Regions from separate parts of the Mus musculus genome. Here region 2 is linked to region 1. A link is a contact called in ENCODE Hi-C or POLR2A ChIA-PET data. All regions are on one chromosome and are shown on one strand. The core of a region is the stretch at or near the end of the contact, and the rest is flanking DNA. Distances in the headings are between cores, read along the strand shown.

The links. A loop is a pair of places that touch in the nucleus more often than their neighbours do. ChIA-PET counts read pairs that join two places held with the same protein, here RNA polymerase II (POLR2A).
Region 2: a map of left cerebral cortex shows a loop between it and region 1 (10-fold over the local background). The contact joins the promoter of 9330188P03Rik here to the promoter of Spry2 in region 1. A Hi-C loop is called at or near these places in 6 of 37 maps with a recorded cell type or tissue (Patski and left cerebral cortex). POLR2A ChIA-PET finds 5 or more read pairs at or near these places in 1 of 5 experiments (Patski).

The regions. Positions count from the first base shown.
Region 1 is chr14:105,895,378-105,898,077 of GRCm38, forward strand. Spry2 (sprouty RTK signaling antagonist 2) reads right to left here and starts at 1,442. Exons shown (of 2, transcript NM_011897.3): 1 at 1,211-1,442.
Region 2 is chr14:105,588,144-105,590,843 of GRCm38, forward strand. It overlaps 9330188P03Rik (RIKEN cDNA 9330188P03 gene), which reads left to right and starts at 1,406. Exons shown (of 3, transcript NR_102319.1): 1 at 1,406-1,530.

The DNA.
Region 1 (2,700 bases), core at 192-2,691:
GCACTGCCTGTAATCTGCACACGCCTACCTCCTTTTAGATCAGAAAGAATAAGACATACTTCTTAAAACGAAAGAAAAATAGCTTCATCCAGAGCCCCACTGCACCCGCCAGGCATACACAACTATGAGCCCCGGGGATCGGAAACTTTTCCGTGAGGACCTGCTTGCTGTGCAAAGTAGCATCTTTTGGAAGAAAAAAAAAAGTTGATTTCTACAGATCCCTGGCCGCCTCCAATGCAGCCCCCCCCCCTTCTGCGCTCTCCCAGTTCCTCTCCCTCCCCCTTTGAGTGCTTTGAAACCCCCATTAAGAACAGTGTGTGATCAGACTAAGGATTAGGGGGAAAGGACTTCAGCACTAGGGTGGGGCAAACCGACACAGAAACCCCTTTGTAAAAAAGGCGTTAAGACTCCAAATCTTAAAAACAGTAACACAAAAGAGGGAAGGGGGGAAAAAACTAGCCTTTTTTATTTTGCCACCTACTTTCAGGTAATGGAAAACGATCGCGACCACTTGATATCTCTTCCTGTGCTAAGTCAGCCTCAGTGTCCAAATATATTAAAAAAAAAAAAAAAAGCGTGACCTAGGCCGACCACGAAGAACGGAAAAAAAGAGAAAGCTGCACTTCCGAACCGCAGAGACGCGGCGCCAGGCTGGGCGACGCTCCCACCCGCACCGGGCTAGACTGTCCACACCCGGCAGAGGCGGGGACTCCCTCCGCCTGGCACTCTCGCCTCCGCTCGCCTGCCGGGTCTCCTGGCCCGGTGAGGTGGAGAGGTGAGAAGCCCAGTACCGCAGCCCCACAGGCGCCTCCGCCTCAGGATGGCTCTTCTACAACTTAGCCTTCAAACGAATGGAGGAACAGGTTAGCAATGCCAGAGCCTGCAACAGCGACCTAGAAAACACTTTGTGTTTTCCCTCCCTTAAAGCTCTCGGCGACTGAATCGTCGCCAATGCAGGGATAGGAGTAGAACGCAGTGAAGCGGTCCTCCGCCCCAAACCCCTTACGAGTGAGCTGTCGTGGGACGGGGGATACTGCATAGGCGTACCCTGTAGCCCGGCCATGGCCGAACCCCTGTTCTAGGCGAAGGAGATCCGCGGGGTAGTTCCCTAATGCTCCCGAGAAGCAAGCTGGTTTAGTGGAGAGAGGAACCCGGACCCCACTCCCGGCCGGCTATGGTTCCAGAAGGGGAAAAGCCAAACGCTCCTCACCGTGATCGCGGCTTTGCACCAACCCCTCTCCCTTGAATCCTCTTCTTCCAGCGATGTGCAAATAAATCCAGTCCTGATGCAAACTTTTTCCTTCTTTCCAAACTCTGCTTCAGTCCAACTTCCAAGCAATCGGTGGATTAAAACCACGGGGAAATTTTGGAACCCAGTCCTCCACCGTTGGAACCCTCCCGGATTCCGGGATAGATGACCTCCCTTCCAGAAGCGCACGCGGAGTATTTCCTTTTTCCCCCCTTCTCTCTCTCCTTTTTTTTTTTTTCTCAATGAACAAGAGGCCGAAGCGGCAACGTTGGCGAGTCTCTTTTTTTCCTGGTCGATGAGAGAAAGCGAGGCGAGCACGGCCTTACAAAGAACCTAAGGCCAGCTCGCCAAGACCCGGGGGCCCGGGGCTGCTCCCAAGTGGAGGCAGGCGCGGGGCCGAGGGCCGGGCCGGGCGCGCGCGGGGGCCTGGGCGCTGCGCGCTCCGCCGGCCCCTCTCCTCCGCTGGCGCTGCGGCGCGCAGCTCTCGCTCGTGCAGACTGGGCGTTGCGGAGGCGCGGCGGCGAAGCCGAGGCGGGGGTGGGGGTGCGGAGGGGGTGGAGGCGGCGGGGGAGGAGGGTCTGGGGCCCGGCCGGGGATGGGGGGGGGGGGTACGGGGGGGGAGGGCGCCGCTGGCCTGCGCCCTCGCCTTTCCGGAGGAGGCAGGGAGCTCTGCAGCGGCCGCGGCAGCAGTAAATGGCGTCATGTGGATCCGAGGCGGAACAGAGCAGTTGTTGTCCCAGAGGATATATCGCATCCGGTCCCAGCTCATTGGCTCCGCGGGGCTACATTCACTCGCGCTCCAGCGCCCGCCAGCGCTCCGAGCCGCAGGAGGCATTCAAAAGGGCAACCGCGCCGCCCCGCGCGTCCCCAGCCGCTCCTGCAGCCCCGGCGCCGTCACGCGGGGCCGCGCGGGCCGCCGCGGGGTCAGTTTATCTAGTTTCAAGGAAACACTGACCTTAAAGGGTCCCCCCCCCCATAGCCCCCACCCAGAGGCTACCATACCAGCCCGAGGCTGGCCTCGCTTGGGGAACTTTCTCCCCCTCGCCGCCGGGAGGGGAGAAGGAAGAACGTTGCAAACTAACCCGGCCGCCCGGTGCTAGCGAGAAAAGCGAGTCGCAGCTTTTTAGATTCGATTCGGAATCTCCATTTCGATCCTACCTCTTCTCTCCTGTCTTCCCCCCCACCCCGCCCCGCTCCACCGCACCCCTCCCCCACCGATGCCCAGGGGGCGAAGAGGGTGGGGGAACAGGAGGGGGAGGGAAAGGGGAGCGGGAAGTGAGGTGGGAGGGCTATTGGTTTATTCTTTGTCTACTGGATTAACCCGATTATACACCGGGCACCAGCACAGCCCGCCTCCCCCACCTCCCGAGCCTTGTACGGGAGGAACGGAATGTAGATTCGGGTTTCAAGTCCCTTCTGCTCTGGCTGGGATTGGCTTTGGATTGTGTGTG
Region 2 (2,700 bases), core at 156-2,655, 310 kb before region 1:
CATTGGCTACAGTTCGGGGGTTTTGTTCACTCGCATCCTGAGGACGCAGCTCTGAGCCTATGTGGGTCTGGGAGGGGGAAGGTTGCGTTCCCTCACTGGTCCAAACAATGCCAGAATGTTTTTCCCCTGTCCATTCACTTAAACAATGTACCATTCTGTACCTCATAAGCACTTAATTTATTCCAACTCTTTGGCCTGACCTGTAATCCCCTCTCCTTACCCATCTGACCCATCTGCGTTTCATTTCCCACTCATCGATGGCATCCAAAGAGCTAGGCCCAGGCCCTATTTGGAACCATTAGACAGAGATTGGCACTCTTCCCTCTTCCTGCACCACATCCTCTGCTGGAAAAAAAATGACCATCGGATCAGAGAACAGAGGCTGCTTTGTCCCCGGTAACGGGGATCTGGAAGCGTTTTCAATCATTTGTACTCTATACCCACTCAAACGCATTAATGTGATCAACATTGGGTCTGTTGTGGGCATTTTTTCCAGCAAATAGCTTGCTAACATTCCAGGCATGTACTTCCCCGAAAACAAGACTGAGACAGGGCCCTGAATATTCAATTGGAAAATCACCAAGAGCAGAAGCTTAGCTTGGCACGGCTGGTGTTGATTCTTAATAAGTGACTTCCTAAAGCTGAGGCATGGGCCTTACAGCGTCAATGACTTGTTTGAAAAATATTTTGTAGGTGCCTCATACCACTCGATTTCCTGTGGTATGCGTCATATTGTGAGCTATTCCAAGCCAGCCTGGTTAAGCACACTAACTCGCCGCCCCCCACCCCAAGATTGTGGTGTTTAACTAAAAATGTCTTTATACAAGATGAGCTCATAGCTATTACTGCTGATGTAGTTTTAACTGCTTGGATACCAATTTCAGTTGCTTGAAAATGTGCCAGCACAGGGTAAACCTGAGCACAGCCATATCTCACCCTGTAGAACATGGCGGGATGCTGTCCCAAGAAGCAGCGTTGCTTCAGGGGAAAGTGGCCCAGTTCAACACAATGCATACCTTTCACTTTCATTAGAAAGACTTACTGTTCTTAATATATTACCAAAGTCAAGGTGCTGAAGACATCTGGAACACGGGAATAAAATTAACCCTTTCACAGCTTCAGGTATTTTTTGTAACGCTTGCCAGGGAGGAGAGCTAAATTCAAGAAACCGAGAGGATTTTCTCAATTATGTTTCAGAAAGCAAACCCAAAGGCCTGACGTGCTGTTCACGAGTTCAAGTGTACGTGGGTGGGATTTGGGCGAGGGCTAAACAGGATACTGTACGCAAGAGACTTTTGACGAGGGCTTCTAATTTTAGACACGGGGCGTGGGGAGAGCAAATACGGCCGAGTGTCATCAGCACGCCTCATAAAGTATCCGGCACTTCCGCAGGCTGCAGTGCTTTACAGGACTTGTGATGTAGATCGTCGTCATTTTTGTTTCACAAACAAGGAAGGAGAATCTCAGAGATTCCGTAAACTCCATAAAGCGGTGATTCATGACAGAAGCAGGGACGCAACTTCGACCAGTGTGAGTAACCCACTGGGACTTATCTGCCACCTTGCTGCCCGGAGATAAAAAGTATTCTCATCTCTATTACGGCTGCCTTTGTCTACTGTTGTTCAAAGGATTCAGGCTTGCCCGGGTGTCCTGAGCTAAAAGGAGAAATGAATATAAATCTGTGCGAGTTGTGTTCTGTCCTGCTTTCTTCCAGTGAATAGGTTACAGGCGGCATCTAGTTTGGGGCCAGTCCCCAGCGGCTGCGCAGTGGCTATTAACTGATTAGACATTGTCTATGCCATCTCTGAATGATTTGTGTCTCTACAATAGGACCTTTTATAACAGAGAAGAGAGGGATTGATACCCTGGACACTGCCTGGGCTGTGTTTGCCTCTTGGGGCAAATAATTTTCCTTGGTACCAGGAGCAGCTCTGATGTGGCTGCTTTGCCCTTATGTGGCCCGGGGCTTTCAGCTTGGGAGAAAACGTTCAGCCTGGTCTTGGATGAAACAAGAAGGTACCAGAGGGGAGCCAGGGCAGCCATGTTGTTTGTCAGAAGAGAGGACCACATGTGCCTGTCTCAGGATGATTGGCAAGGCAAGAGGATACCAGTGGGAAAAGGTGAAAGATTCTTAGAAGCAATGAGCTACCAAACCATTACACTGCACAGCACTAGGAAGGAGAAGAGGACTTTCAGTTGAGAAAGACTCTACCATGAGCTGGAAAATGGAACTTCTGTGTTGGATGTTTCCTGTGAGCTCAGAATTTGGGGTCTGTCAGGTTGAAAGCTACAGGGTGATACTCAGAGACTGTAAAAGGACTTTAAGTCGTCCCATTTGACTTGGTGTGTAGCACACTATCTGAAGCAGGCATCTTGCTTCTTGATCAAGATAGACACAGCAAACCAGTCTTTCTAAAAACCAACCAACCAGATTTACTTATTTAACATGTATGAGTGTTTTTTTTTTCTGCATGAATGTGTGTGCTCCATGTGTATGTGTGTTCCGTGTGTGCTCCATGTGTCTCTGCCCAAGGAGTCAGAAGGGATTGTCAGCATCCCTGGAACTGGAGTTGCAGATGGTTGTGAGCCACCATGTGTGAGCTGGGAATCCAACCTGGGTGCTCTGTGCTCTTACCCGCTAAGCCACCCTTTTGGCCCGTAGGGTGGGGCTGAACTTTCCTCATAGAGTATAATTTTTAG